Regions from separate parts of the Homo sapiens genome. Here region 2 is linked to region 1. The links are chromatin loops, found by intact Hi-C in ENCODE. Cell type or tissue: mammary epithelial cell. All regions are shown on one strand. Each heading gives the region's core, and the rest is flanking DNA. Links, peaks and the distances in the headings are about the cores only. Region 1 overlaps ARHGAP26 (Rho GTPase activating protein 26). Region 2 holds the start of LINC01844 (long intergenic non-protein coding RNA 1844).

Region 1 (15,685 bases), core at 4,418-12,417:
AGAATGCAAATACCTGTTACTACTATTGATAACAAACTATGAAAATATAGCTTCTGTTTCATGTATTTTTTTTTCATTTTTACTATTCTATCTCACAATCAACAGAAATGTACATAAGTGGAATGTACTGGTTGAACTGTTTCTTCTATCCAGAATTACATAATAGCTCATTTTTGGTTTTGATTTTAAAAAGACAAACTCATTTTATATTTAGAAATTGGTAAATAAACTGGTATATTCAACCAATAAAACTCCATATTTCACCAGGCAGACTAAAGAGTAAAAATAGGGTTGCCTCAATCACCCTCCCAATCAAGTCCATTAACCACCATACCCCATTCTTTGTTAAACCAGAATCAAACAGCAAACAGGCATGCTCTCATTTAATTAAAAGAAAAAAAAAAACTCCATGACAAGTTCAAACTACATGAATTCTAAGACTCCAAGAACTTCTCCACTAACTTATTTTACAGAACAGCCAAAAAGCAATTCAGAAACTATGGTATCGTCTCCCAACTCAAGTCATGGAAGTCAGAGTCATATAACACCCTCTGAGGAAGGAAAACTCCATTTCCTGCCTGAAATGTCATGGCATTGAGACCAGCACTCTAATCCAACCAGCAGGAAGGCAAAATAAAATATTATTTCAAACAAGGGGTGAGAAGGGGAGGGAGGGGAAGTCTGAAACCAGGAAAAATGGATTCATGTGTTGCAAAAGATAAAGGCACGTTGCACCAGGAGGGAAAAGTAGGACTGCCAGGTTCTCAGCACACACAGGACAGTGAAATCACTCATCTTTTCTGCACCATCCTAAATAAGCCATTCCTAAAGCAAAGGGCCTGGCACTTTAGTTCAAAGAGCCAGGTAAAGGGTAATGTTTAAACAGAGGCCCAACTAACTGAGCATGTTTGTTTTTGCAAGAAAGTGGGTATGAATGATTTGTGATGAAAGGGTGGGAGGAAGGAATTTCTAGAGAATGAATGAGTCATTTAGGATACTCTTCTTCCTTTAAGGAATAATACTCTCATGATTATTTTTTTCTACAGAAAACACACACACACACACACACACTCTTCTGTCAATGTATACAAGGTGTATATAGGACAGCTGATTTTCAACTGGACCTTCTAATAGTTACTAATACATACACAAAACTGCCATCTAGAGGTTGAATGTTGAAACAAAGTCTGTTACATAAGATGATCCTTTTTGGAAAACACATAATCTCAGTCACACAATTTCACAAAAACACACAAATGCATACACACACACCTCTTAGCAAGCTAGAAGAAACAATATTATTTTAATTTAAAATTAATACAGTTTCTTCTTGAGGCCATAAATTGGAAAGAGAGGGCATAACACTTTATCTTTATTTGAAGCATGTATCAACAACAGGTTATCACATACACAGTTTGAAAATGGAATCTTACCCTAGCAGGCCCTTTGCACATATAACCCGAATGCACCTGTATTTCCTCTCAGCTTATAGATAACTTGAAAACTCATGACACTACAGGAAAAGGAGCACCATTAAGACAAAAAGCAGGCTCACAGGAATATCCACCAAAGCTAAGGTTCACCATCACAACAATAAAGCCCCAGGTTTTAGGGTATAGAAAAAAATTCAACAGCCATGTTTTCAGACATAGGACTCCATCAGAGGGGAATATTAGTGTGTTCCACCTTCAGAAAAAATCCTGCAATGTAGTGATAATTCACCCCATCTTACAGATGTGGTTAAACCACTTACCCAGAGTCACACAGCTAGTAAGGAACAGATCCCAAATTCAAATTTAGGAATGCTCTTATCTTTTTTACCTGCATCATGCAGCCTGCCATACAAACATATTTGAAATGAGGGTGCTGAGGGTTCCAGTAGATTCTTCAGATCTTTCAAAAATCTTTCTGGCCTCCACTATTCTGACTTTCACCAATCTTCAGTTTTCCTGGGTCTCTTCCCTAACAGTACACAAATGCAGGTTAAGTGAGCACCTGCTAAAAGTTTAGTTTAAATAGCAACTAACTTGATTAAGCTCCTCTAGTCTCTTACACAATAGTTTACCATGGCCTCAAAGAAAATAATTAACCCATGTCAAAATTACGTCACCATAAAAAATAAAATTGAACAGCCATATGCACATATTACTGTATTAAAAGCTGCATAAAATGTTCTTCTGCCTCTGGAAGCAAATCACCTGAGACAGATATTTAGAATTGAACAGAGGTATATAAAACATACCTAATTAAACACCCAACCAACCAATACAAAGAAAAGCTTATTACTGTGCAAATGCAGGTTACCTGGGAAGAAGAAGAATAGAGTTGACAGTGGATGTGAAATGCTAGGTTGGGACTAGATCAGAGGAGAGCTACTGCCCTTTACCTATTCATGGAAAGCTTGCAAAACAAGGACTTTGGAACTGGTATGAAAGAAAATCAGATGAGGTCTGTTAAGAAAGTCCTACAGATTTGTAAACTTTATATCTCCACTGCCAGTAGTCTCTAGCATGTAGTAATGCTCAATAAAATAAGGAAGGAAGGAGGGAGGGAATGAATTCAGCGTATTCCAGTCATGCCATCGTCCCCTGTAAGAATGGAAGGGTAAAGTCCTCTTGTTTGTTACTTTCCCCCCAGTATTCTGGCCCTCCAGGTTTGCTGGAACACTCAACATCCTGGTGTTTATACCTTAGTTGCTTGAGTATATATGAGCATTCCAAACTCAAAGGTAAGCTCCATGAAGATAAGTTTATTCTTGCCTTATCCCTTATTACAACTCCAGCACTAAATATCCTTGCCATCTCTAAGAAGCTATCCTTGCTGCCCACCTCTAGAGAGTACCAATGCTGGGAAAGGGGCACTTAACACACAGCATTTTCAAATGTATGGACATTGGTGAGAGTCAGCTAACCCCAGAAAAAAGTAATCATTTCCCTTCCCCAGTGTAAACACTGCCCCTCAAGAGACTTTATTGATTCAGGGAATCAGAAAAAGTTTTATTATTTTTCACATGGTTTACTAGGCCCTCCTGGAAAACACCTGAGAGAAAATATCCACGTGTCACTTACATCTGTGAGAAATTTCTTGAAAATAAACAAATCCAGGGATGCTGGCAAATGACTAGTACCATGATTCTTTAGCCTAAACAAATATTTTCCCTATATTTGCTCATGAATTTCCTTAAGACACTGCATGACGGAGTGAATTATTCAAAGTGACAGAACACAGACATAAGCAAGTACTACCGATTCACATCCTGCTACCACTAATGGCTGCTTTGAAATCATGTCCCATTTTTTAACCCAGAAATTTTACACTAAATCCTCTCAAAGAGTTGACACATTTTGTAATGATCAATCTAGTCTTTATTCAATTAACCAATATAAATTATAAACCTTCAAATGCTTGGTGCTATGGCAAAGTAATACAAAAGCACCCAAGAATGCTGCTTCATTAAAGAATAAAAAAAGTGATTTTTATTTTATTTTACTGAGATGGAGTCTCCCTCTGTCACCCAGGCTGGAGTGTGGTGGCGCGATCTCAGCTCACTGCAACCTCCATCTCCTGGGTTCAAGCAAATTCTTCTGCCTCAGCCTCCTGAATAGCTGGAATTACAGGTGCCCACCACCATGCTCGGCTAATTTTTTTCTATATTTTTAGTAAAGACAGGGTCTTGCCATGTTGGCCAGGCTGGTCTTGAACTCCTGAGCTCAAATGATCCACTTGCCTCGGCCTCCCAAAATGCTGGGATTACAGGCATGAGTCATCACGCTAGGCCAAAAAAGGGTGATTTTTAAAAAGCTAATGAAAGCTTAGGCTATAATCATGTAAAAAAATAAAAGAAAAGAAAGGAAGAAGGTAATTTATGTGAATGGGCTGCTTTGTGAAGTGGGGTTCCTTGGCAATGGGATTGTTCAAGCAGTAGGTGTTGAGTTATCCATTTAAAGGCTGCTGGGTGCATGAGTGCTGCTTCATTGAGAAAGGCCCTCCCTATTCAAACTGCGTTCATTTCCTGGGGCTGCCGTAACAAAGTGCCACAAACTGGCTGGCTTAATCAACAGAAATTTATTGCTTCACAGGTCTAGAGGCTAAAAGTTCAAGATCAAGGGTTCCTCCTGAGGTCTGTGAGGAAGAATCTGCTCCATGCCTCTCCTCTAGCTTCTGGTGCTCTGCTGCCAACCTTTGGTGTTCATTGGCTTGTAGGTGCATCACCTCGACTTCTGCCTTCATGTTAACACGGTATCTTCTCGTGTACATGTCCATCTCTGGGTCCAAATTTCCCCTTTTTACAAGGACAATGGTAATATCGCATTAAGGCCCACCCTAATGACGTCATTTTAACTTGATTATCTCTATCAAGTAATCTCCAAATAAGGCAACATTTTCAGATACTGGGGATTAGGACTTCAGCATATGATTTTGGCAGGGACACAATTTAATCTATAACTAGTATCTGCTAGGAAATTTTTTAAAATTATCCTTTGGAGCATGTTGTGGCCATACCACACAACTACTACAAGTTACATTTATTTAAAGCCATATCATATTATTAATGCTAGAGTCTTTAAACTGAATTTCAAAAGAAATCAGAAGGAACCTTCAAAGAATCATTATATTGATTGGACTGACATGATACCTTGATCCAAGCAAGTTTTCGGTTTGAGATTGAAGAAATACAAAGAATTTCTACTAACTTTAGCTTTTTGATGTTAGGAACAATGAAATCTTTTTGAGGGAAAGCAGAGATATGAAGAGCTAACATTAGTCTGTGAAACATTTGCTCCATGTAATCCTAGGGTCCTCAGTAGTTCAGGTTTGAACATCCCCCCCACCCCAAAAACTAGTTCTGAAAAAAAGGAAGGCACTAGAGAAAAGAAATTAGAGGAGATGTGACCTCTGAAATCATGTAGAAGCCAATACAAAAGGGTGTGGACACAGAGATGAGAGTATAGGTCTACTTTTTAGATATCAAAGGTAAAACAACTTAGATATATAAGAATTAAAAGTAGATTTCTAGAAATGTATTTGGTTTTAAAAAGGATCCTCGGCCGGGCACGGTGGCTCACACCTGTAATCCCAGCACTTCGGGAGGCCGAGGCAGGCGGATCACCTGAGGTCAGGAGATTGATACCAGCCTGGCCAACATGGTGAAACCCCATCTCTACTACAAATAGAAAAATTAGCCAGACGGGGTGGTGCATGCCTGTGGTCCCAGCTACTCAGGAGGATGAGGTAGGAGAATCGCTTGAACCCGGGAGGCAGATGGTGCAGTGAGCCAAGATCACACCACTGCACTCCAGCCTGGGTGACAGAGCAAGACTCTGTCTCAAAAATAAAATAAATAAAATAAAATAAAATATAAAATAAAATAAAATGGATCCTTGAAACATAAAGTTCAAGAACCATAGATCTAAATCCCATTGGCCTGGATTAACACTTAATTTGATTTTCAGTTCATTCGTTGTTCAAAGAATGACAACAGTTTTCTGTAGGACTTATGTGTCAGGGATTTGAGGATTAACAAACTGACAGCAATGTATTGTGATACAATGAAAACAATTAGCTGACAAGTGATACTACTGCTAGGATATCTCCTACTCATGCTAGCTGTCCTGGATTAAAAAAAAAAAGAGTGTCACCTTAAAAATAAAAGGTGGAGCTAGGGACAGTGACAGTGGTGTACCTATCTTCTCAACTACTCGAGAGCTGAGGTGGGAAGATTGCTTGAGCCCAGGAGTTCAACTCCAGCCTAGGCAACATGAGGAGACCCCACCCACCTCTAAACAAATAAATAAAAGATGGAAGAAAAGGTGTACAGAAACCAAAAAACCATTCATGGAACACCTATTCAGTGCCATGTGCCTGTCACTGTGCTCTATCTGCATTGCTTCTTTTAATTTAGTCACGGGAGGACTTTCTGAAGGTCACAGAGGAGTAGATATAAGAAGAGAGGCAAATTTGCTGCTTCAGTTCATTGTACTTTATATTGTACAGTTTCATTGTAGTTTACAATGCCAAATGCAACTGACAGGGTGCCAATAGCACTTCCCAGATTTCACAGCCTGAAAACTGGACACTGCGGTGTCTCTGAAATGCAACCACCAACAGCTCTGAGCTCATCACTGGAAAATGTTTCTAAAATATCTGAAGTTTAGGCCAGGTGTGGTGGCTCACGCCTGTAATCCCAGCACTTTGAGAGGCCGAGGCAGGTGGATCACCTGAGGTCAGTAGTTCAAGACCAGCCTGGTCAACATGGCGAAACCGCATCTCTACTAAAAATACAAAATTAGCTGGGCATGGTGGTGCATGCCTGTAATCCCAGCTGCTCAGGAGGCTGAGGCAGGAGAATTGCTTGAACCCAGGAGGCAGAGGCTGCAGTGAGCTGAGATCGTGCCACTGCACTCCGGCCTGGGCAACAGAGCAAGACTCCATCTAAAAAAAAAAAAAAAAAAAAATTCCAAAGTCTTGAGGCACCAATGTGCCCTGGAACAGGCTCCTGAGAACCTCAGTTCAAATCCCACCTTAGCCCTGAGTAAACGGCCTCACCACCCTACACTGCAGATTCCTCAGCAGTATGGGAATAATGGAGGACCTACCCCCCTGGGTTGTAGTGAGGATGACACAACACAAGGATGAAAGTGTTCAGCTTATAGGAAATGCTCTGATACTACCAGTTGCCTCACTCCTCCTCCATTTTCACATCCTTTAAAAAGGCAGGGGTTTTATTGTGGTGGTTGTTTTTGCCTTTTGCCTGGTCAAGTAATCTGTCTCAGAGACCAGAAATCACCTTTCCTAGTAGTTACATTCTCCTCCTCCATACAGGTAAGCATTCAGCTCCTTAGTAGAGGAGCCTGAATTTTTTTTTGTTTTGTTTTGCTGTAGTTGCTTGTTGTGATTTTTCAAATTAGGAAAATGTTTTCATGTGTTCTGATGAAACTGTATTGTGAAACACATTGTATTTAACATACCAAGTAGTAGTAAGAATAAAGGACAACTAAAAAGCTTGAAAATATGGATTTCAGGGTCTCAGTCCCAGAAAGTCGAACTGTGTGGGTGTGGGACAAGCACCAGGAATCTGTAACTGAGTGCACGTGGTTTTCACCACAGTAAAATACGTTGATGTACGGTAATCAACTCACAATATTGACCTCCTAGGATATCACCTCCTAAAGGATACAGCTTTTGTTACAAAATAACATGATATATCAGCATTAAGTATAAAGGATAAATGTATTCAATCTTAAAAATCCACAATATCCCATATTCTAAGTCACATACTTCACACTTCAACATGTATTTGTATCTTGATAGAATAAAACATTTCTAGTCACTACATAAATGTTTGTGTATTCTCCAGTTAACATACTCCAGGAGTACCTTAAACCCTTATGCGATTAAATATAACCATCCCCTCTTTCACTTCCACATTTCCTAGGTGCTAAACTTGCATTTTGATCCTCTGCCTCTCTGGTCCAGCAGGTGGAGCTGGGGAACCTGTGGAAGGCAGGACAGCAGGGCATCTAGCAGCAATCACCTCCTCGCTAAAGGACATTGGTGAAAAAGGAAAGTACAGGAGTCTTTGAGAGAAAAGGATTCCGGGCAGAGTTCCCAGGGATGCAGCTACCCAGCGCATGAAAATGCCTTTTCCTTCTCTACCCGGACTCCCTTCTAAATATTGAGGGAAAAAAAACAGAAAGGCACTGGGGTCAAAAAAGGAGAAAGGAGGAAAATCCTGCTGTATTGTAACCTAATCTTTGGGATCTATATAGAAAACTGAGAGGAGGTGTTTCCTAGGACGGTCTACTTACCTCCTGTTCATTAAGAGGAGATTCAGGCCAGGCGTGGCGGCTCATGCCTGTAATCCCAGCACTTTGGGAGGCCAAGGTGGGTGGATCACTTGAGGTCAGGAGTTCAGGACCAGCCTAGCCAACACGGTGAAATTCCGTCTCCACTAAAAATACAAAAAATTAGCCGGACATGGTGGCGAGTGCCTGTAGTCCCAGCTACTCGGTAGGCTGAGGCAAGAGAATCACTTGAACCCGGGAGGCAGAGGTTGCAGTGAGCCGAGATCATGCTACTGCACTCCAGCCTGGGTGACAGAGCAAGACTCCATCTCAAAAAAGAAAAAAAAAAAAAAAAGAGGAGATTCAGCCCCCTCAACTGAACCATGACTGAAATCTCTCCACGCCATGCAGAGGGAACCAGGGACAGAAACTCAGGAGCAATCGACTCGCAAGCCCACTCAGTATGCTGAATGTGACACATTCGCTCTTTGCTTATGATTGGGACATGCACAGCTGTTGTGGGAGTCATAAAGGAGGGAAGGTGCTAGGAAGTGCTGGCAAGGGTGGAAATAAGATGGAGGTGCCACAGTGAGCTTTAATCGCCTAAAAAGCCACTCTCCGCAACTTCTCGGGAAACTTCTGAAGATGAAAACACAAAAATAATTCAGCTTCAGAAAGCAAATTTGGGCTTGTTTCCAATCTGACAGAGAGCTGCAACACAAAGCATGCCCTCTTCAAAGCAGCTCTGCAGCAGACGGTTATCTCTAGGAACTGTGCATTTGATGAGCATCACAGGTGGCTGTACTTCCATGCAAACAGATCTTCTGAACCTCCTTCAAGGATGCCAATAATATGAATTCCCTTCAATCACATGCTTAGAAAAGAGAAGGGAGATGCTTAAAGCACCAAGGTTTAGGTTTTGTTTAAAACCAGTAATAACAAAATTTGGTTTGGGGAAGGCTGTTTGCAATTCCCCTTTGCTACCCCAGTTCAAGCTATCCTCCGACCCCACACCCATGCTATTCTTCTTTACCTTCCCCTCTCACACCTCTACACACAGTAAAGGATATGTACCTCTCTGTGTTTAGAAGTGAAATACCAAGTCTGAGGAGCACGCAGGATAAGCTATTAGCAAAAAAGAGTAACAGCTAATACTTGTTGAGCACTTATTATCTGCCCCTCTGCCAAGCATTTTACATGCATTATTTCCTTGAATCCTTATAACCATCCTGGGAACTTCATTTTCCAGGTGAGAAAATCAAGGTTCCAAAAGATTAAGTAATTTGCTCAAAGTCACATGGCTACTAAGCAGCAAAGTCAAAATTTGAACCCAGGTTGTCTGGCTTGACAGCCAAAGATGTAATGACTAAATTGCTTAAGAGATGCAGTTAGTTTCCACGAATTTCTGATAAAGGCTAAGGGGGCACGCTGTCTCCATGGGAGGCCTAACAGCCTCCAGCAGCCCCAGCAGCCTGCAGTGCAGAGTAGACACCTGCCAGAAGAAGGCAGTGCAACCCCAGGCAGTACTCAGTCTCAGGATGCCATAGAGCCAGGGAAAGGTGGCCACAGATGAACTTCCCAGGGAGGGGTGAGTACTGGCTTGATGAAATGGTATAATGTTTTTTTAATAAAAGGAAGAGATTAAATGGCATTATACGGAGTATCATGCTGAGATTTAAGGATCTTGGTGCTAGCATTCCTGATCTTGAACAGGCAGCTCAAATAAGCTTAACACGTGGGTTTCATTGAAAAAATTAACCTGTTGCCAAGTAAAGTGTCTCAAAGAATTGGAATGTTGTCAAACTAGCTTAACACCACGAAATGGTACAACTTAATGAGAGACTCTATAAATCTCGAGGAATACAACACACGGCTCTCTCTCCAAAAAATTGTGATTTCACGAGTGGTTTGGTGTCTTTCCTGGGCACGCACACACACTGGTAGGTGAAATGTAACTAAAAGCTGTTTTTTTATTTGAGAAAAATTTCTTCCATTTCAATGCCTTTCGAATCATTATACTAACTTTTTCAGTTAAAAAAAATTCAAATAGCTGATACAATCATGCTAAATACTTTTCTTTAAAAGTCTACTACTCAATCTCCTGGAGATATAACACACATTTCTGAGCATGAAAGCACTAATATTAAAGTAAAACAAAACCAAGCCAGTGATTCAGTGCTGAACCCAAAAGATAGGGAGGTTCTAATGATTCTCGCAAATCAGCAATAGCCTGGATCCAGCACCCTGGACATAGATGAATGGATGGAGAAGGAAAGGAAGGAGGCAGGGGGAGAAGGAAAGGAAGGAGGGAGGGGGAGAAGGGGAAAAAAGCAGAAAAGGTTTGACTGGAAAGAAAAAGTAAGATATAGAAATTCAGCTCTATTTGCTCCTGAGAAAAGCATGCTAGCTACTCACCTGTCTACTGCTTCCACATCAAAGCAAAACCTCTTCTCAATGGAGTCTGTTTTCCGCCGTGTGCAGGATTTGAGGATAACTGATTCATCTTCTCCCTAGTGGGAACACACAGACTATCAAGATGAGGCCAGAATGGGAGCTCTACTCCTCCCAGGACATACATGACATGTAAACAGGAGCAATCATTTCATCTTCTCAAATCTGAGTGCTCATGACCATGGGCAGTGGAAGGGTGACTATAAACCTTTCCAGGACAAAGCCTCATGCAGCTTACATTCGTATACCATGTTAGACTTGGACCCAAACATCTTTAGTACGGGTGGATCATGATGGCACCGCATCTGTCCATGGTAGATAAACGAGTGTTGACATTGTTTTAATTTGCAGGTTTGATAAGAGTAGAAGAAGATGGTCTCCTCCTAACTCTGAGCTTCTATGATCTTGGGTTGGTCATCACTTCTCCAAAAAAATCTTCCTGGATCAGAACAAATATCCCCAGAACGTGTTCACAAAGCACCATGTACATCTCCCTCCATCACAGCACTGACCATAGCTGAAACTGCGCATTGATATAGGTGATGAATACAATAATGTCTCTCTCTCCATTAGACCACAGGACCCTGAGAACAGAGACTGGGTCAAATTTTGCTTACTTTTGTCTCCTGGGCCCAACTGGATCCTAGAAAAGAGTAGCTCCTCAATAAATACATTTTAACAACTTTACTGACATATGATTAAGGTATAAGCTGTACATGTTGAACTGTACAACTTATAGATTTTGATGTCATATACATCCATGAAACCAACACCACAACCAAGCCAGCAAACAATTCCATCATCCCCAAAAGTTTCCTTGTATCCCCTGGCAATCCATCCCTCCTCCTAGTACATCCCCAAGCAATCGCTGAATCTGCTTTCTGTAACTATTGATTAGTTTGCATAGTCTATAATTTTATATAAATGGAACTACACAGTATGTGCTCTTTTTGTCTGGCTTTTTTCACTTAACGTAATTGCTTTGCTATTCATCCACATTGTTGTGCATATCAAGGGCTTATTTCTCTTTATTGTTGAGTAGTATTCCATTGTTCAACTGAATGTGACAATTTCATCTCATAGCACTAGTTTATTGCCCAGAAACACAGAAGTTGCTGTCCCTGATTTCTTCTTACTGTCACTTAGGAATTTGTTAGGGTTTCTGTTTCTCCTGCCTCTGTCAATCTTTTTTATCTAAACTAACAGGGGAAATTAGCAAGCTTGCCCAGTTTGTTGAAATAACAGAAAGTGTGGCTACATAAGGTAAAATTTAACCACCCACTAATATCAGAAGAGCAAACAAAACACAGAAGGCCTAGGAGGAGACAGTTTATATTCACAGGCCTTATACCTATTGTCTTCCACTGAATAGCAAAGATTAATTTCTCAGACAGAACTGCTCTTTCTCTAGTCTGTAAAATATCTGAGTGCAAACACCCAAACATAAGAGATTCTGACTTTGCTGATGTCTAACTATAAATCTGATTTAATGGCTATGGACCAGCTTCCACTTTGAAAGATTACATGAGGTGTCCCAGAGAAATGGGAGGGAATAGGGATATATAAAGGATCACCAAATACATGCAGAAAGAGGAGGAAGATTAATATTCTGTTCCAAGGATGACCATACCATATCAGCAAAAATCTATAAAGATGGTCTGTTCAACTATTGATTGCTTTAAAAAGTGGGGGACGTGGATATCACTTAAACAAGTAAATGAAAAGTTATAACCATGAAAAATTCTGTTTTTAAAAAGCCAAAGTTAAGGAGATCTGACCTGGTCAGGAAGGTTAGGAAAAGCTTTCTTGAGCTGAAACTGAAAGAATTCATAGGAAATAAAATAAGGAGGAGGGAATGGAGCAGGTGGACAGGCCCTGGGGTCAGGGTCCACATAGGCTTGGAGAAACAGCAGGGCAGCTGGTGTGGCTAGAAGCCCAGAGTGAGGGAAAGTAGAAAGAAGAAGACTTTGAGGAGTGACAGAGGCAAGACCATGTAGGATTCTCGTTTGTATCCTGAGAGCAGCAGGAAAATAAAGAAGGGTTTCAATCAAAAGAAGGGATAGGATCGGTTTTGGGCTGCTCCAGATCTGCAGAGGTGCCTCAGGTCAGAGTGTAGGATGCAGGGAAATTCTTCCGTCACACACAGGGTCTGGTCTCCAGGAGGATGTGGCAAATCTGCTCACAACTCCAGATCTGAAGCTATGAGAACAGTGGGTACTTTTAAAGGAAAATAATCCAAATGAAAAGGACAGTGAGGGAACCTAACAGGTGGAGAAAGAGCATGTTAGGAAAAGAAAACACCCAATTATCTAGGTTAAAAGATATTTATGTTATCTATTTATCTATGTTCTATCTACCTCTAGCTCCTAGGAGAGCTCTGTTCAAACATGTATGCAGGCCAAGCATAGTAGAAAACACTGGTAATCCCAGTACTTTGGAGGCCAAGGTGACCAGGAGTTTGAGGCCAGCCTGGGCAACATAGTGAGACTCATCTCTATTTCTTCTTTTTTTCTTTTTTTGAGATGGAGTCTCGCACTGTCGCCCAGGCTGGAATGCAATGGCGCCATCTTGGGTCACTGTAACCTCCACCTCCCAGGCTCAAGCGATTCTCCTGCCTCAGCCTCCCAAATAGCTGGGATTACAGGCATGCGCCACTGCACCCGGCTAATTTTTGTATTTTCATTAGAGATGGGGTTTCACCATGTTGCCCAGGCTGGTCTTGAACTCCTGACCTCAGGTGATCCACCTGCCTCAGCCTCCCAAGTGCTGGGATTAACAGGCGTGAGCCACCACATCCGGCCTCGGTCTCTATTTTTAAAAAATATATACAACAACATCACATGATTCCTCTACACAATCGAGAAGACATCACCTCTAGACAGCCAGTCCTCATATTTCCTTCACCCTAAAGCTGAGGAAATAGTGACGTCATGGGAAGTATAATGAGTTCAGAATCAGGAGATTCAGACTGTGGAAAGAGCGTTTGAGCACCAGCTCTGTAACTTGTTAAATGACCTTAGAAATCATACTCTCTCCTAACCTCAATGTCCTCCTTTGTAAAAGGAGGAAAACTGGATCAAACAGGGTAATATAAATAAAAGGTTGCAGAAAAATATAAAACATAATTTAAATGTAAGGAATTACTAGGAAAATTAACTCTTATAATATCAAGGTCCTAATATAGCACCCATTATGTGTCAGGATTTGTTCCAAAAAATTTTTATATACTAATTCACATAAACCTCTTCACTACCCAATGACATGCTTTCTAGTAACTCTCTGAAGTCTCTGGAGAACCAAACATCCACTATAATTGGTTTCTACCCTTCACTTTCAAGTGTGATAAGAAAGGAATAGAGAAAATACAAAAGAGTTCTTCATTAAAAGTCTGAGAAAGCCCAAGATAAAAGGCCCAAAAACAGACTGTGTGAGAGAACAATTTGGTGAAGCTGATTTCTAGAAGGACTAAGAATTGGGAAGGGACTAAGGCTCAATCCAAGGAAAGCAGGCACAACTCTGTTTCCATTTCATGAAAACTAGGGGACACCTAATAATGTAGGTTTTTAATATTCCTCCTAAATGTAATTTCTCTGTTATGACATTTTAATGTCTGTTTTCCTGAGATTATTTATAAATCAATCCTGCCCCTGCCAAGAAACATAAAAAGGGCTTTGTTATTGCTTTGATTCAGGGAAGGAACAGAGATGCTGATAAACTTCTCTATCATGGCTTAAGTAAAAGAAAGCCAGGAAGAAAAACTGGAAGTGGAAGAGAACAAGGAGCACAACATGGCTGAGTACCTAACAGTAATGACAACAGCACCTAACAGCACTGGCCCAGGCAGACTGAGAGCAAAGCCAGCGCTTTTAACCCCTACTCTATAATGCCCACACACACGCAAACTCAACATGTTGCATAAAAATGTACTGCAGAGAGGACCGAAGTGGAATGCTTGTAGAGGACTAGTTTATCGACAGGTTAGACACAAATGAAAAACTATTTAAGCTGAAGACAGAGTAAGAGAAATTATTCAGAATACAGTCCAGAGACTCAAACAGATAAAACATGTAAATATTTGTATTAAAAACATTTAAATATCTCCAGAGGGAGACAATAGAATGGGAAGGAGGCGAAACTCAAAGGGATAATTGGTGAGAATTTTCCAGAGTTATTGGAAGAGACCAAATCTCAAATCCTGGAAAACCAAAACCTCCCAAGCAATAGATTAAAAAAGAAAAAAATCAAAGCTAGGGCTATCATAATGAAATGTAGAATATCAAAGGAAGAAAATAAAGCATAGGAGCAAAGAGAAAAGACAGGTCACCTCCATAGAAATGCATGTGGCCTGCTGTGGGAACACTCAGAGGAGACTCACAAGCAGGCAGGAGGCGAGAGGCAACAGCCAGGAGGAGGGAAGAACTAGGAGCATTCAAGGAGCTGCCCAATGGCGGGGACACCAGGGAGCCATATGTGCCCAACTGTCTCTTCCAAAGATAGCTACATATCACCTTCTATGCCACGTGCTTTTCCTACAATGAGACTTTGATGCCCCTCCCATGGAGAGGCAGGGTCTACCTCCTCCCCCACTGAAACTGAGAGGGCTATTGTGACCATTTTAACCAATAGATAAGGTAAAAGTAAGGCTCTATGACTTCTGAGATTAAGTCATGAAAAGGCAATGCAGTGTCTACTTTAGTTTCTAGAACATTCACTCCTAAAACCTTTTGCTGCCCTGAGGCCACCATGCTGTGAGGAAGCCCAAACTTGCTAATACAGAGAGACCAAATGGCGAGGCCCTGGGAGTATGCAGAGAAAGAGGGAAAAGGGAAGAAAAGGATACAGGAGAGAGGATGACAGCTGTATCTGGCCAGCTTGAGCTGCTTCAGACCCTCCTTGTTCTAGCTCTAGCTACTGTCTGCTTAGTACTTTATGAGAAACCTCAAGCCTGAACCACCCATCCAAATGCCCCCTGAATTCGTGACCCACAGAAACAATGAGAAATACTAAAATGATTGCTGTTGTTTTAAATGTTGCTAAGTTTTGGGGTGACTTGTTACACAGCAATAGGTAACCAGGACATCTATGTTGCCACTGGCAGCTCTCCAGGTATCAAGTGGGAGTGGGACTGAATCAGTTTCACAGGATGAGGTTATTCAATAATTTTCAGCATATAAAAATATTTGATACGCTTGATATTGTATATATGTGAAATACAAAAATATTTCTTAACTGCAGTTCCTAACGTAAGTTAGAGCTAAGAGTAATCATCTTATTTTAGCGATTCTTCAGCCTCTTAGGCTTCCTGAACTACTATATAAAAATTTTTTAAATTATTAATTTTAAATTTATGATGAAACATAAATATAACACTGGAGGTGTTACTTTATACATGCATTATAATCATTATATGTTAGCCAAGCAAATCAAACATCAAATTTTAAAAATGAACT
Region 2 (15,685 bases), core at 4,686-12,685, 170 kb after region 1:
TCGTTTTGGCCTCTAGAATTAATCCTTTGGCCCAGAAAATGCAAATTAGATTACCTCCAAGTTTCCGCTGGCAACCTTCCATCTCAAGCTTAGATAACAATCTCCTTTAGCTTTTAGTATTTTAGGAAGTTTCTTTGTCACATGAAGAGAGCTGTGAAGACCAAGAGGAGACACAGACCTATAATTATAAGAAGAATCATAAGCACTTAAGAAGAAACATAGATCTACAATGATAACTGTTATTTTACTCACCAGACATTTATTGAAATCTTACTATGCTTCGGGTGCTGGACTAGGCACTGGGGAGCCAAGGATGAACGAGACATGCCCACACCTTCAAGGAACTCACAAGGGAGTCTGAGTGACAGCCAGAGGACCTGAACTTCACAGTGCAATGAGAGAAGGATGCCCAGTGTGCTATGGGAGCCAATGCAAGGGCACTCAGCTCAGCCTGAAGAGTGCCAACAAGGCACTCTAGAGGAACTGTACCTCAATTAACTCTTGGGGTGAGATATATTCCAGACAGAGGGTAGAGCATGCACAAAGCCACAGTGGCATGAATCTGTGTAAGGTGTGCAGAAAACTACAGACATTTAAGGCAGGTCACTCTAGAGGTAAAGCTGGAAGCGGAGCAGAGGGCAGGATACAGAGAACTTTATTTAGCATATTAAAGAGTGTAATAGGCAATAGAGAGCCACTGAAGCAGGGGAATGTGATTGATACATGGATACGCTTGGAGGGAGGGAGACCAGCATTTAAATAAAAGGTGATACAGGTCTGAATTAGGGAAGGAGGAGTGAAGATGGGGGATAAGAGGCCAGATTTAGAAATACTGAGTCAAAAATCAGTGGGACTTTATGTTAGGGAGACTAGAGGGAGGAGGCAAGGACAATCCTGAAGTTTCAATCCTAGAGGGTATTACCAAGTATTAATACAAATACTGATAGAATCAGGAAGGAAGAGGATTTCATTTTTAGGTACACTAAACTTGAATCACTAAGGGAGAAGCATTCTATTTGTCCATTCAAAAACTACCTATAAAGGAACTCTATATGAATTTCCAAGTGTGAATTTGGAGGGAGAGTCTAGACTTTAGAGAGTTGGGTATCATTGGCACACGGATATTCAGGAGTTAACCTATGAGGATGGTTGGCCCAGTACCTGGGACAAAGGAGGCTCTCAGTGGGTGCCTGTTGAAAAGAGTAAAGGAAGAGTTACTCTGCAAGAGCATATAAAAAGAGAAGAGCTGGAAACCAAAGATGAACCTCCAGAAACACAATGCTTCAGGGGTGGGTAAAGGAGGCAGAAAGGGAGTGGTCAGAAAGGTGGTGTCATGGGGATAAAGTGAGATAGGCATAGGAGCCAAGGACACCACCACACTTCATCAGGTATCATAAGGGCTTGTAAAATCTGAGCATTCTCCCATGTTAACATTTCTTCATGAATTAATCCTAAATTGAAAATGAAGGCCGGGTGTGGTAGCTCATGCCTGTAATCCCAGCACTTTGGAGGGCCAGGGCAGGCAGATTACTTAAGCCCAGGAGTTTGAGACCACCCTGGGCAACATGGTGAAGCCCTGTCTCTACAAAAAATACAAAAATTAGCCAGGCATGGTGGAACATGCCTGTAGTCCCAGCTACTCAGGAGACTGAGGTGGGAGGATCACCTGAGCCTAGGGAGGTCAAGGCTGCAGTGAGCCATGATTGCATTACTGCACTCCAGCCTGGGCAACACAGTGAGGCCCTATCTCAAAATAAAAATAAAAAATAAAAAAAGAGGCCAGACGCAGTGGCTCACGCCTGTAATCCCAGCACTTTGGGAAGCCGAGGCGGGTGGATCATGAGGTCAGGAGTTTCAGACCAGCCTGGCCAATATGGTGAAACCCCATCTCTACTAAAAGTACAAAAATTAGCTGGGCGTGGTGGTGCACACCTGTAGTCCCAGCTGCTTGGGAGGCTGAGGCAGGAGAATCGCTTGAATCCAGGAGGCAGAGGTTACAGTGAGCCGAGATCATGCCACTGCACTCCAGCCTGGGTGACAAAGCAAGACTCTGCCATAAATAAATAAATAAATAAGAGTTAAGTAGGTCTCTAGATGGAAAATATAAACATTTCTTTTTTCTAGAGCTTTCTAATCTTCTAATTCAAGGGTTATTTGAGCAATAGGTAGTTGCATTTCTAGTTACCAATTTTAATTCCAAGTTTATGCTATTGTGCATTTTTGTTTTAAATAATTGCGGATACTTTTTTCCTCATTTATGATGATTATTTTCTATTCTTGGTATTAACTCCCTGAAGCTAATTTAAACCAGAGCATGCAGTTTGTCAGTATAAAAACAACTGAAAGTCTAAGATTGGGTTATAACATTTAGAATTATATTCATGTACTGATGAGAGAGATTGTGGCTTCTGGTCAATTCTATGTGAGTGTGATGATTACTGGTTGCAAACATCTATTTTTCATTTGTTTTAATTTGATTTGTTTTTGCCTATCCAGCATCCATACCCAATTCTGGTATAAATAGTACCAAGTTTTTCTTGAAGAACCACTTCTCTCTGATTCCTAGTCCAAGTGATTTTCGTAAAGCTGAGTCCACTGGGCTTCAGGCGAGGGCATGCAGCCCAGAGATGACCAATGAAACACTGCAAACCCATGGGCCCAGTGACTGGCTCAGGAACGAGCTTATGACCCAGTCAGAGGCAATGAGATAGAATTCTTGGACTTGTTAGAACAACCAGGCCAAAAGTAATCTTAGCTGAACTTGAAGCTGGATGGATATACACCTAGAGCTGATGTGGACCACTGCTGCCATAGCACACTGGGCATCATGGGGAAAGACTCAGAATGAAGCAAACACAGAGGAAAGATGAGCTGAGAGATGAAGAAAGAGAGAGAGACCAAGGACTGAAGACAGTCTTCGAGATCCTGTCTCTGACCATCCCTAAAGCTAGCATATTGCCATACTCCTCAAATATGTGAGCCTATAAGTGCCCTTTTTAAGATTTGGTCAATTTTTTTTTTTTAGCTTTTCCACTGCTTGCAACCAGTAAGTCCAGGTTATAGACATCATTTGATCTCTATTTTCTCTGCCTCATCTACCAACAGGGACTCAAGTGTCCAAGTTCATGCTTCTTCCCAGCTAGCCTATTGTGCCTTCCACACTGTGCTCAACATTTTCAGGTCAGCCCCTTGTTACCTTCTATATCAGGCCCACTCTCCACTACTTTGTGATTTGTGTCAGTGCTCGGTTCCTAAGCTGAATTCACTGAACTCACAGCCTAAGCTATGGACCTCACTGTTTCCCATGGACACTTCCTGTTTATTATATTCACCTAGAACAGTCTCTTTCTCCTTTGCCAATCTGTTTGTTTTAGTAAGTAGAGGCAGGACTGGATGGAAGCCACTTCTGTCCCCAGGCTTAGAAAGCCCAATGCTAAATTGTTGGGCCTGGCTGCCACCCAACAGCACCGGTACATTCTGTTCAAGCTCAAGCTCTCTGTCCCAAATGTTGTACTTGCTGCTGCTTTTCCTCCCTGCCTCCCAGGACAGGTTTAGCCTGATATTATTCCCAATTCTGTCATCTCTATTGTTGCCATGCCACCCAGGACCTTTGTTATTTCCCCTGCAGGGATCTTGGGAATTTCTGTGAAATCATACCTTAGTGGTCTAGAGCAATCTAGCTTCCAAACACGATTTCACAACCACTGCAGTGATATCCTCCCTTCTCAAATAAGATTGTTTCTCCTTTCCCTGACTCTGGACAGGCACGATAAGTCATTCATATCTGCCAAGAGAGAAAAATAGCTATCTTCAAAATTATATAAGAGGAGAAGAATTTTTCCTTCAGCTTTCCCTGAAACACACAGAAATAACAGAGGGACAAAAGCTTCTCTGAGTAAAGGTGATGACTTGATCTCCTTCCTCTGCTTTTATTATCTTTCTCTCATTCAATCAGTATAAATGGAGTAGCCTTTTATGTTCTTCTCAAGCTCTAGTGAATTGAATTGTAACCATTATTGATTCAACCAATATTTACTTGAGCATCTATTACATGCCAGGCACCGTGCTAGATAATGTGTTCACAGAAGTAGATAAGACAGACATGATCCCTGCTTCATTCAGATTAGAATCTAGTGAGGGTGGAGAAAAAGCAGCAAATATGTAAATAAATAAACGAGCAAAATTTCTGACAGTTAGACATGCTATCAAGAAAATACAAGGAGAGGCCGGGCACAGTGCCTCATGCCTGTAATCCCAGCACTTTGGGAGGCTGAGGCGGGTGGATGACCTGAGGTCAGGAGTTCAAGACCAGCCTGGCCAACATGGTGAAACCCCATCTCTACTAAAAATACAAAAATTAGCCAGGCATAATGGCAGGTGCCTGTAATCCCAGCTAGTCAGGAGGCTGAGGCAGGAGAATCACTTGAACCCGGGAGGCGGAGGTTGCAGTGAGCTGTGATTGTGTCTCTGCACTCCAGCCTGGAAAACAGGGTGAGACTCTGTCTCAAAAAAAAGGAAAAGAAAAGAAAATACAAGGAGATAATGTGTTTCAGAGTAAGCGTACTATTTTAGATAGAGTGATCAGAGAAGACTATCCTGAAGCGGTAATATTTGAGATAAAACCCAATGAAGAGAATGTACAAACCACATGGAGACCCACCCAGAACAGCATTCCAGGAGGCAGCACATGCAAAGTCCTGAGCCTGAAGCTGGCTTGATATATTAGAGTAGGGGTTGGTAAAATACAGCCCAAGAAATAACAGAGGGACCTGGCCTGCATTTTTTTTTTTTTTTGGACAGCCCACAGCTAAGAATGATTTTTACATTTCTAAATGGATGAAAAACAAAACAATTTGTGACATGTGAAAATTACGTGAAATTCAAATTTCAGTGACCATAAAGAAAATTTTTATTGGAACGTAACCATACTCATTCATTTATTTATTTTCCATGGCTGTTTTTCATGCCTCATTGGCAGAGTTGAGTGGTTTCAAAAGAGACCAAGTGGCCTGTAAAGCCTGAAATATTTACTATGTAGCCCTTTGCAGAAAAAGTGTACAGACTTCTGTTTTAGGGGAACAGGAAGAAATATCTTCCCAAGCTTGAGAGAACCTTGAGTTCCTTGAATTCCTCAGGAATTCTTGAATTCTTTAGCCTATAAATAACAGAAAATCAGTGTCCAATTGACTTAAATAATGTGAAGCATTAAAATAGCCATAAAGTGATAATTTTCCCATCAAGAGGTAAACTATGTCCTCTCCCCTTGCATCTCAATGGAATTTGTGACTGCTCTGACCCACAGAATATGACAGACGTGATGCTGTGCCAGTCCAGGCTCTGGCCTTAAGAGACTGAAGGCTTCTACTTCCTGTCTCTTGGAATACTCTCTCTGGAAGCCCTTCACCCTGGGGAAGAAGTCTGAGTACCTTGAGATGGCCATGTTGAAGAGGTCATGTATGTGTGTTCTGGTTAAATGTCCCAGCTGAGCCTGCACTTCCAGCCAGCATTGCCAAGGTGCCAAATATGTGGACTCTAAAGACCAGTCCATCAGCCAGCTGAATATCACTAAGGGACCTCAGTCAATGGTACATGGAATAGAAGAATTACCTAAGTAAGTCCTTCCTGGCTTCCTGGCCTACAAAATTATGAAATTTAATAACATGGATGCTATTTTAAGCCACTCCATGTTGTGGTAACTGTTTTATAGCAATAGACAACTAGAAGAAACAATACAGAAACCCTATTATCTCACATAATAAGAAGCTCAGGGTACAGCAAGGGCCATCTAGAATACTGCTTTTATTTATGCATATTGCTACCGCTTTTATGCAATTTCCTTGGCGCTACTTTTCGCTTTGGTTGGTTTAATTGTTAGACCGATAGCAAGATGACTTTAGCAGTCCTGGGAGTCAGATTCAAACCTGACAACGTCCAGAGAGAGAAGACTATTTTTAAGAAAAAGAAAATGTAGGCTAATCAGGATCTACCTTGGAATTGGGAATTGGGTCACCTCCCCTGAGTCACTGGGGAAGGGATGGACACCTGATCATAATTAAGTTCTATTAGAAAGGAAGTAGGTGAGCGGATATTGGGTCAACAATGCACTTGTCCAAAGTATCTTTCTTCCTTCCATCATTCATTCATTCATCTATTCATTCATCCAGAATAGTTTAGGTTTAATCATATGAATATGCTTTTTTGTAAATCAAAAGTAGTCAAATAACCATAATTTGAAAAGGTTAAGCAACGTTTATCAAGCCTGTATGACAGTGGGAGGCATGGAGCTAGATGTTAGGACTATTAACACCTAAATTAATAGCAATTAAAGGTGCTAAGTTCAAGAAAGGGAAAGAACAGGACCAGCTATATAATCTGCAGAACCCAGTGAAAAATGAAAATGGAGGACCCCTGGTTCAAAAAGTATTAAGAACTTCAGGATGGTGACAGCAGAGCATTAAACCAAGCATGGAGTCCTTCTAAGTGCAGAATGACTGTACATATTGCATGTCCATGAATCTGGCTCTGGGAAAGACCAGATGACCACAGAAAGAACAGCAAGGACCCTAGTTTAGATTGAGCTGGGGGAAGAGGGTGTTAGGAAGGCCTCTCTGAGGAGGTAATATTTAAACAAGGACCTGAAGGGTGGATAGGAGTACCCAGGTAAAGAGTTGAGGAATGCAGCTTCCTAGAAGAAGAATAGCACTCTCCCATCTTCTCCATCCTCCAGGTTGGTTAAGAGACTTAGCATTAGCCTGTCTTCATCAGCTGTGAGGAAACAAGATAAAGGTAACAGATCTTTTCCTGTTTGTGCCAGCTCAGGCCTATTTCCCAACCCTTTTTTGTATTCTAGATCTTGGCACTTGGGTACACTACCCGTATAATCTGATCCTCCCCCTTTAATACTGTAGATAGTCAGGACTACCCAAGAGGGGTCCCAGCCTTGCTCCTTGCTCAATGCTTAATATGCTCAATGCTTAGTATGCTCAACGGTAGATGCTTTCTAGGAAACAGCCTAACCTGCCTGATCCACTTGGTGCAGGCTTGTCACAAATAGGGAAAGACCTCTCCCTGTCCTCACATTCCCTCAAACCTCAAACCATGAAATCAGCTAACACAAATTGGACCTCAAAAAATGTTGTCAACAAACCCAAACCTTTCCCCTAAAATTACTAAATTCATCCATTTTGCATTGCTATAAAGGAATACCCAAGACTGGGTACTTTATAAAGAAAAGTATATTTGGCTCATGGTTCTGCAGGCTGTACAAAAAGCATGGCACCAGCATTTGTTTCTGGTCAGGACTTTAGGAAGCTTTTACTCATGGAGGAAGGTGAAAGGAGAGAAGATGAGTCATATGGTGAGAGAGGAAGCAGGCGAGATGGAGGAGAGGCGCCAGGCTTTTTAAACAACCAGCTCTCGCATGAACTAATAGAGTAAGAACTCACTCATTATGGCAAGGAGGGCACCAAGCCATTCATGAGAGATTTGCCTCTGTGACCCAAACACTTCCCACTAGGCCCTACTTCCAACATTGGGGGATCACATTTCAACATGAGATTTGGTGGGGACAAATATTCAAACTGTATCATACCTTATCCCATTTTTATTTCTGCAATGTTCTTTTCCTATATCAGATCCTATGGAAATTTGATGATGTAGTGGGCCTCCAAGTTGGTTGTAAGCAGAATCACACAAGAAGCTTATTAAAAATACAGATGCCCCAGCCCTATGCCAAACCTAGCTTCTCTATTTTTAGCAAGCTCCACAGGTAATTCTGATGCACTGCCAAGTCTCTGAACCACTGCTTTAGCCAACTGGATGGAATAAGGGAAATTCCCATTTGGCTGGTAGGAGTCAGAACATTTCCTTTCTGCCACTACCTGTGGCTCCTGGGCAAACTACTTTAATTCAGTTCCTCAGTTGTCCCTTTAAGTAAAGTGATGATTCCTCCATGATATCTCTGCCCTAGAAGCTTGCGTAGTATGAAAGTATTGATATCTTCCCATGATCTAGTCCCACTTTGGGTGGCCAAGCCTCAGTTTCCTCAAGGAACTACCTGCCCCTCACTGACTGGAGGAAGGCTTTGTAGGACTGTCAATCAAGGTGCTCTGCTGCCCTCTGGCTGCCCCCTGGGCCCAAGACCCAAGTTTGGCCAACCAGATTTTCTCTCCCAGGAAATTAAATACTGAGAGAGCTGAAGCAGAGACAAAATAAATGAAGTTGATTCATCTGGTACGGGTGACCCCAAAAATCTGTTAGTTTCTGCTTCCTAAGCTGTTGCCCTGGTTCTTGTGCTCTCAGAAACCTGGTTTTTCAGCCTTTCCCTCAGATCTGTAAGCAACCCTGATAGCCTTGGAATAAATTGTTTCTTTTGCCTAAGTGAGCCAGAGTTAGTTCTGTTGCTTGCCACCAAAGAATTCTAACTGATTCTCACAATCAAGATCTTTGATAGAGTGTTGTATATAATAATGATGTCATAGCTTCCATTCTTATAAAGCCATTGTGAATGATTCTCTTGTAGCTAAAGTGACCGTTCTATAGAAGGTCAAAAGTTTGTTTTAATAATGACATCTTTGTTCCAGTAATTCCAGACAGTGAAAATTTCTCAATAGTGTAAGAGGTTATTCACTGTCCTGCTGAAATATCTTAAGTGGAAACAGGCCTTGGGTAAATACTCTTCCTCTAAACAAAGCTTATTGTTCTGGACCCAGGGAAGGAAAGGACAAGAGAAAAAAGAAAAAGGAAAAAAGTTTGGGCTCAGTTTAAACCAGCTCCCATTCAGCTATATCTGCCCTTTACATACAAATTTAATAAAAAGTTGACTCTTTATGTATTTTTTTAAAGGCTGGAAATTGCATCCGAATACACATTTTAAGGGGTGACTTGCAGAGAAAATAGCTTCAGTGATTGAACCCTTTTCTCTCATCAGCCTATATTTTATTTCTACCCCCATCTCATTGTTACAGTTTTTACTCTTTCTTATTGTTACTGACATCCTCACTATTTCTCACCTTTATTGGCTGTGTTAACAGTTATGAGCACTTGCTGTGAACCAGGCACGATGATAGATGTTTGACACGTATTACCTCATTTAATCCTTACAGTGCCCTTCAAAGCCAGTATTATTATTCCCATTTTACAGAGGGGAAACTTGAAGCTCAGTGAGGTTAAGTAATAGGGCTAATGTGCAACATGACCAATCACTTACCTGTGTGTCCCTATCTGTCCCCAAGTCTTCCTTACACTGTGACCCATTGCCTTAAATTGAAAGTACCTGCTTAGTCCAAGGCATCACTGGAAAGAATATTAAATGTGGCATTGTAGCTCAAAAAAAAAAAGACAACTGAACTCATTGCCCATGTCATGTTCTATATTCCTGACTAGACTATAAGCTCCTTAAGGGCAAACACTATGTTCTGTCTACCACAATATTACCAGCACATGCCTAGCACAGAGGAGGTTCTCAAAAAATGCTTATAGAATCAGTGAATATCCTATAGGGTCCTCAGAATAAGGGACCATCACAAGGTTAGGAGAAAATGTCAAGAAATCCCTTTCTGGGAAACAGAAATTCCAGGTTACCCCTAGTGAATTCAACCAACTTTGAAGTTTGGCCAAGCCTTTAAATAGCATTGCATGATTTCAAATTTGGAATCCTGGGCAGCAATTTCCCTTCCTGAAGAGCTGTTGCATGTTCTATGCATAGTCATGCTTTGGCTTGAGTTTATGAGGAACAGAAGTTTCAAAAAATCTGACTGAGAAGTATAAGCTAAAAGGCTCAAGTACCAGTTATACTTTTCCCAGGGCCAGTAAGCTCTCAAAGAGCTCAAATCCAGGGATCAAGCTCTCCATCAAGGACTTGGAACATAATGTTATTTTATCACTTTCAGAAATAATAACTAGAGATAATTTCTGGTTGACATAAGACTCACAACTTATCCTTGAGTGAACTCTTTTCGTGTCTCAGTTCCTCGAATGGAAAACAGTCAAATAAGCACATATACAGTCAAAATCTTCCTCCAAATCTGTGAGGTTCCCTCAGTGGAGTCAGTCTCATTAAGTCACTGCTATTCAGTTCAATAGCAGTGAATTAATCCAATTTGACCTTTGGATTCAGATAAACCTGAGATTAGGCTTTGGCTTTGACATGTATCAGCCACGTGACCTTGAACAGAACATGGTAGCTCTCAAAGCCTTAGCAGCCTTGTCTCTTGCTGGGAAGATGGTAAATGATAATGTGTTTAATGTGCTTAAACCAGTGTCAGGCACATGCGAGGCAGTCAGTAAATAGTGACTTACAGTGATATTTCTGCTGGCTTCACTTGCACATTTCATTCAAAACAGTTGAAAAGTCCAGTGTGTTCATGGTGTTTTAACTGGCAGTTGTGATCTGAAGTCAACCTTCAACTAAGTGGATTAGTTTATCAACTTCCAAATTATAAGCAAAATTAATCTGAACTAAGGCAATGAAGTGATACAGGCATACAAATGAAACATCTGTCCTGATCTCTGCCTTGGAAAAATTCAAAACACTGTAATTCTATTATTCTTACAAAGATTATTTTAACCATTTATTTTAAAAATCAGCATTGCTATTGCATCTTGACTGTTCTATTGTCCAAACTTTCTGTATCTATTTTAAGACTTAAATATAAAGCATGAAACAGGTTTAATTTTGAACATAGTGAGCAGATGAAATATCACTCTTTTCTTAAAAGAGATTCTTAGCAGGCATTTTAAAATCCCCATCCTGTCTTGTTTTCACTAGATCACTGGTCAGTACTCGACAGCTTCAAGCCAGATAATTTCAAAGGTTCAAGATGTCAGTTAGATCCCACTGACCACAGGTAGATCCATTTGAATTAGAAAAATTCTAACACTGACGAGAGAACTCTTTCCTAATGTTAGGTGTGGCTAAGGATCTGTTTGAGCTATTGGAATATGGGCAGTAGTTTATAAGTATCAGAATACAACTTTCTGTGTCCCCCTTCTCTTTGCCAGGGGCAGCTCGTATTGATCTGGACATGCAGCGTAAGCAAAATAACTTTATGTCATTTAAGCCACTGAGATTTTAGGGCTATTCGTTTCTGCAGCATAGCCTAGCCTTTCCTAACAAGATATAGAATATATATAAATGCAGTTGATATGTGTAACAGACATACTCACGGAGCCACACACGGAGTCCTCCCATCTTGGTCTACAAGTAATTTCCAGAAGTTAGTGGTTTGGTGGGATAGAGACAAAGCTCAGAACTACAGTCAATATCAGAATAACTTTAACACACTGGCAGAAAGATTCAGACGCATCTCTTCTATGTCATCATGAGAGTGAGAAACATGATTCCTAAATCTGTATTCCTGGCTGGAATTCTCATCTGTCAACAGGTGTCATTGTCACCTTGAAGAGAACCAGAGCAGGCTGTCTCTCCCTCATCCTCGCGCACTCTCCTGGTGAGTTGTAGAGCTGGGGCTGACCTCAAACTGAGAACTCCTTGGGATATAGCATGTATCCCAAGTAGCCCTCACTCTAGGGAGGTTTTTTTTTTTTTTTTTTTATCTGTATCTCAAGTCCACAAATAAGCACTCAAGGTTGATGTCAATCTTTGACACGTCATCTATTCCCAAGCCAGCCTCTCCATGAAGGAATCAGTGATCTTCCAAATGTTTTCTTTTCATAGCTGAAACAAACAATAAATATTATTTATTATTTTAGTAAGAAGCACATGATCTAAATCCCACTAGTAATAAAGATAATGGCCATTTGTTGAGGGCTTGTTATTTGGCACTATGACATATATCATTTTATTTAATCCTCGCAACAATTTGATTAGGTAGTATATTATTAGAGTTCTCCAGAGAAACAGACCCAATAGGATATATATAGAGATACATTAGGAGATTTATTATAGAATTGGCTCATGCAGTTACGGAGGATGAGAAGTTCTACAGTATGATGTCTGCAAGCTGGAGAACCAGGAAAGCTGGTGCTATAATTCAGTCTGAGTTTAAAGGCCTGAGAAATGGGAGCAGGAGCTCATAGTGTAACTCAGAGTATGAGGCCCAAGGCCAGAGAAGCTGGAGGGTGAAGATGCTTGCTGGTGTCAGTGTCAGAGTCCAAAAGCCTGAGAATCAAAAGCATTAATGTCCAAGGGCAGGAGAAGATGGATGTCCCAGTTTCAGCAGAGAACAAATTCACCCTTCCTCTGCCCTGTCGTTCTATTCAGATTGGACGATGCCTGCCCACATTGATGAGGGTGAATCTTCTTTCCTCAGTCTACTGATGTAAATGCTGATCTCTTCCAGAAATATCCTAACAGACACACCCAGAAATAATGTGCTGCCAGCTATTTGGGCATGCCTTAGCCCAGTCAAGTGGATAGATACATCATCGGTAGGTACTGTGATTTCCTTTTTTACAGATCAAAAAACCAAACCTTAAAGTGGTCAAGTAACTTGCTTAAGGTCAACCAGCCTAGAAGTGGGAAAAATTATGCAAACTCAAAAACTGTTCTTTGCAAGGAGGCCCGCCTTATTCCCCCTCCTGGCCATATATTATATCTCAATCTCCACACCCAAGATATAAACCCTGGAGTTTTCCTTGTCTTCATTCTGTTGCCAGTGACTTGATTACATCATTTCTGGTCTGACACCAGTAGGGCTCCAGTATGTTCCCGGGGAGAACTGGGCCCCCAACACCTGCTAATTTCTTCCTGCCTTTGCAGAGGAGAGCCTGGGAACTTAACCTAAGAAAAAAACTAAACAAAGTGATCCAAGGAGAAAAAAAACCCTGGGATGAAGAAAAGTTATTTTCCTCTTTGATAATTCTGTGTAACTAGTAACTATGGAAGAGAAAACTGATCTACGGGTTTGTTAGAAACTCTGGGGCCTGAGGCGGAAATAGACACTGTGAGACCGAGAAGGGGGTGGAACCAGAGGCTACAGCCAGGAAACAAAAGACAGGAAACAGGATTTCTTTTTGCCAATGTCCAAAACAAAGCTGATGGGGAGTTTGGCAGGAAGAGGGACCACCATTTCATACTTCCAGTGGAAAAAGGACTAAATGCTCAAAATTGAAGATATGTGGGAAGGGATGAGTCATGGAGAAACGGTGATACATAATCTTCTCTTTCTGAGAACAGTCACTTAATATTCCTGCTTGGCATTCTTTTATTATTTGACAGCAGTCCTTGTGCCTCTCTATGGGAAGCCAGGAAGGGGCCAGAATCATCTCATGCTGCTTAGTATGGGACGCACAACTGGGAAGCTGCACTCTCTTCTCCTCCCCTCCTTTCCCTCCTTCATGTATTGCTCTTCCCTCTTCCCGGAATGCCTCTCCCACTGTTAGCATAGGTAACTCTACTTTATTTTTAAGTCTTAGTTTAGATGTCACTTCCTCAAAAGAATTTTCCTTGACCCTTATTCTGTGACAGAGTTGTTAGCTGCCTATCCAGGACCCATTCTCCTCTCTTTCTTTTCTTCTTTTTTTTTTTAAACACAGAGTCTCACTCTGTGACGCAGGCTGGAGTGTAGTGGTGCAATCATAGCTCACCGTAGCCTCGAACTCCTGGACTCAAGGAATCCTCCCACCTCAGCTTCCTAAGTGGCTGGGACTACAAGCATACGCCACCATGCTCAGCTAATTTTTAAAATTATTATTATTAAGTATTATTATTATTATTTTGTAGAGATGGGGTTTTGCCATATTGCCCAAGCTGGTCTTGAATGCCTGGGCTCAGGCGATCTGCCTACCTTGGCCTCCCAAAGTGTTGAGATTATAGGCATGAGCCACTGCACCCAGCTTTATTTGCATTTATAACCAAGCTTTCGGCTTAATATCTCCCAGGCTTGAAGCACATTGACTTTCTTTCACTGGAGGACATTATCCAAACAAAACATTATCCAAATAAAAAATAGCTCATATTTACTTGTGTGTGTTGGAAAGAGCCATTACTATTGGAAACCATTTAGATTTTGTTTTAAAATTTTTTTCTGGAAAAATATTTTCAAATCATTTCTTTTGTAGGGAAAATGCTACCTGGATGAAATATTTGTCAAAGTGTGGTTGCATCTGTTCCCACTTATCATTTGATAAATTGGCATAGTCAACGCACAGTTGTACAAAGCACACATCATGCAAACCTTAGCTGGTGAGTATAAAAATGACCACTGACCCCTGATTTGCAAGCAGCCCCTGACTTGGTTTGGACTCTCCCAGAAGCAGACCTGGAAACAATGATTCAAGTGCAAGCCTTTCATTTGGGAAGTGTAGGGACACTGCTTATGGGTTGGGGAGGTGATAGAGGAAAGGAAGACAGCCAAAAAAGGATGTGTTATTCAGCCAGCTACTACAGTAAGTGACAAGAGTCCAACCCCACAGGGACACTCTGGGGAATAGTATCCCACAAGAGGCATGGGGAGCTGGGGTACTTATCTACCAATTCCCATCAGCCATCAGCTACTCTTAGGGTGTTAATTCTCTGGCAGCCTACAGGCCAGGGCAGACGGGCCTTCTATGGTTCCCAGAAAATCCCTCATGCACAGAGATGCAGATACTGGCAATTAGATGTGTCCAGAGCACAATGAAGCAGTAAGATCTGATGCGCGCTGACAGCCCTGACCACCGCCCCCTTCAAGCAAAGCTCAGACTTCAATGTCCTATTTCACAGGGGACATAGACGTTTTTAGATAATACAAGGACACATTTTTTTTAATAGTTAAAAATTAAGTTTCAACATTCCCTTCCACCTAATGCACAAGGTGCTGGTTTCCAGTTTGTGGTAGTGATGAAATATATAGATTGCAAAAGGAATCAATTTTTTAAAAGAGCATCAATTGATTTAAAGTATATTGAAGAAAGGCTGGGCATGGCAGCTCATGCCTGTAATCCCAGCACTTTGGGATTCCCAGCCAAGGTGGGCGGACCACTTGAGATCAAGTGGTCTTCAAGACCAGCCTGGCCAATATAGTGAAACCCCGACTCTACTAAAAATACAAAAATTAGCTGGGCGTGGTGGCATATGCTTGTAATCCTGGCTACTCAGGAGGCAGAAGCAGGAGAATCACTTGAACCTGGGAGGCGGATGTTGCAGTGAGCTGAGATGGTGCCACTGCACTCCAGCCTGGGTGAAAAAGTGAGACTCTGTCTAAAAAAATAAAATAAAATAAAAAGTATACTGAAAAAATAATTGTACAGATAGTAATCAATATGCAAAGGTAATGGGGAAATGATGGAAGCTTGGAAAACACTGATGGATATTTTATAGGTAGTGAAATGGAAGCATAAAGCCAGGCCACCAAGTATCTATGAAAGAATATCTATTGTGTACCCAGCACTCTTCTAGGCATCAAGGAAGATGTAAGAGGCAGAGAAAGGACGAACCCCACATTGAGGTTTTTACCAGTAGCAGTAGTAGTAACGGCTAGCATTTAGTGAGAGCTTTGGTTTACCATCTCCTGACCTGCCTTCCTTAGGAAGCTCTACTAGCCTTCAAAAATACATGAAACAATAAAGGGTGCTCTATGCAGAATATGAGGGTCAGACTTACTAGGACAATTTCATTAAAACTTCAGAGGGAAAAGCAGCAGCATGGCAGCATGAGCGTAGACAGAACTGTGCTGGACTGGCAGTGGTCAGAGCCAGAGAACAAGGAAGACACAGCCTTAGGTTTTTCCTCCACGGACCCATC

The links. A loop is a pair of places that touch in the nucleus more often than their neighbours do. Peaks named below come from ENCODE experiments on the same cell type or tissue, not always from the same donor. Only the 100,000 strongest peaks of a DNase experiment are listed, where the experiment ranks them.
Region 2: it touches region 1 in a loop (14-fold over the local background); 2 of 110 quality-filtered maps call a loop at or near these places.

Annotation. Positions count from the first base shown.
Region 1 is chr5:142,907,808-142,923,492 of GRCh38, reverse strand. ARHGAP26 (Rho GTPase activating protein 26) reads right to left here. Exons shown (of 23, transcript NM_001135608.3): 10 at 10,200-10,294. Among named protein-coding and RNA genes, the nearest start is that of ARHGAP26-AS1, 47 kb to the right of the region's middle. RefSeq lists enhancers at 5,869-6,369, 6,370-6,870, 7,311-7,360. In mammary epithelial cell, for the core only: CTCF peaks have their summits at 7,477 (motif pointing right) and 9,282 (motif pointing right); DNase peaks (open chromatin) are centred at 7,502 and 9,572.
Region 2 is chr5:142,741,200-142,756,884 of GRCh38, reverse strand. LINC01844 (long intergenic non-protein coding RNA 1844) reads right to left here and starts at 11,285. Exons shown (of 4, transcript NR_110558.1): 1 at 11,167-11,285; 2 at 55-151. In mammary epithelial cell, for the core only: a CTCF peak has its summit at 8,118; DNase peaks (open chromatin) are centred at 7,354 and 7,804; H3K27ac peaks cover 879 bases.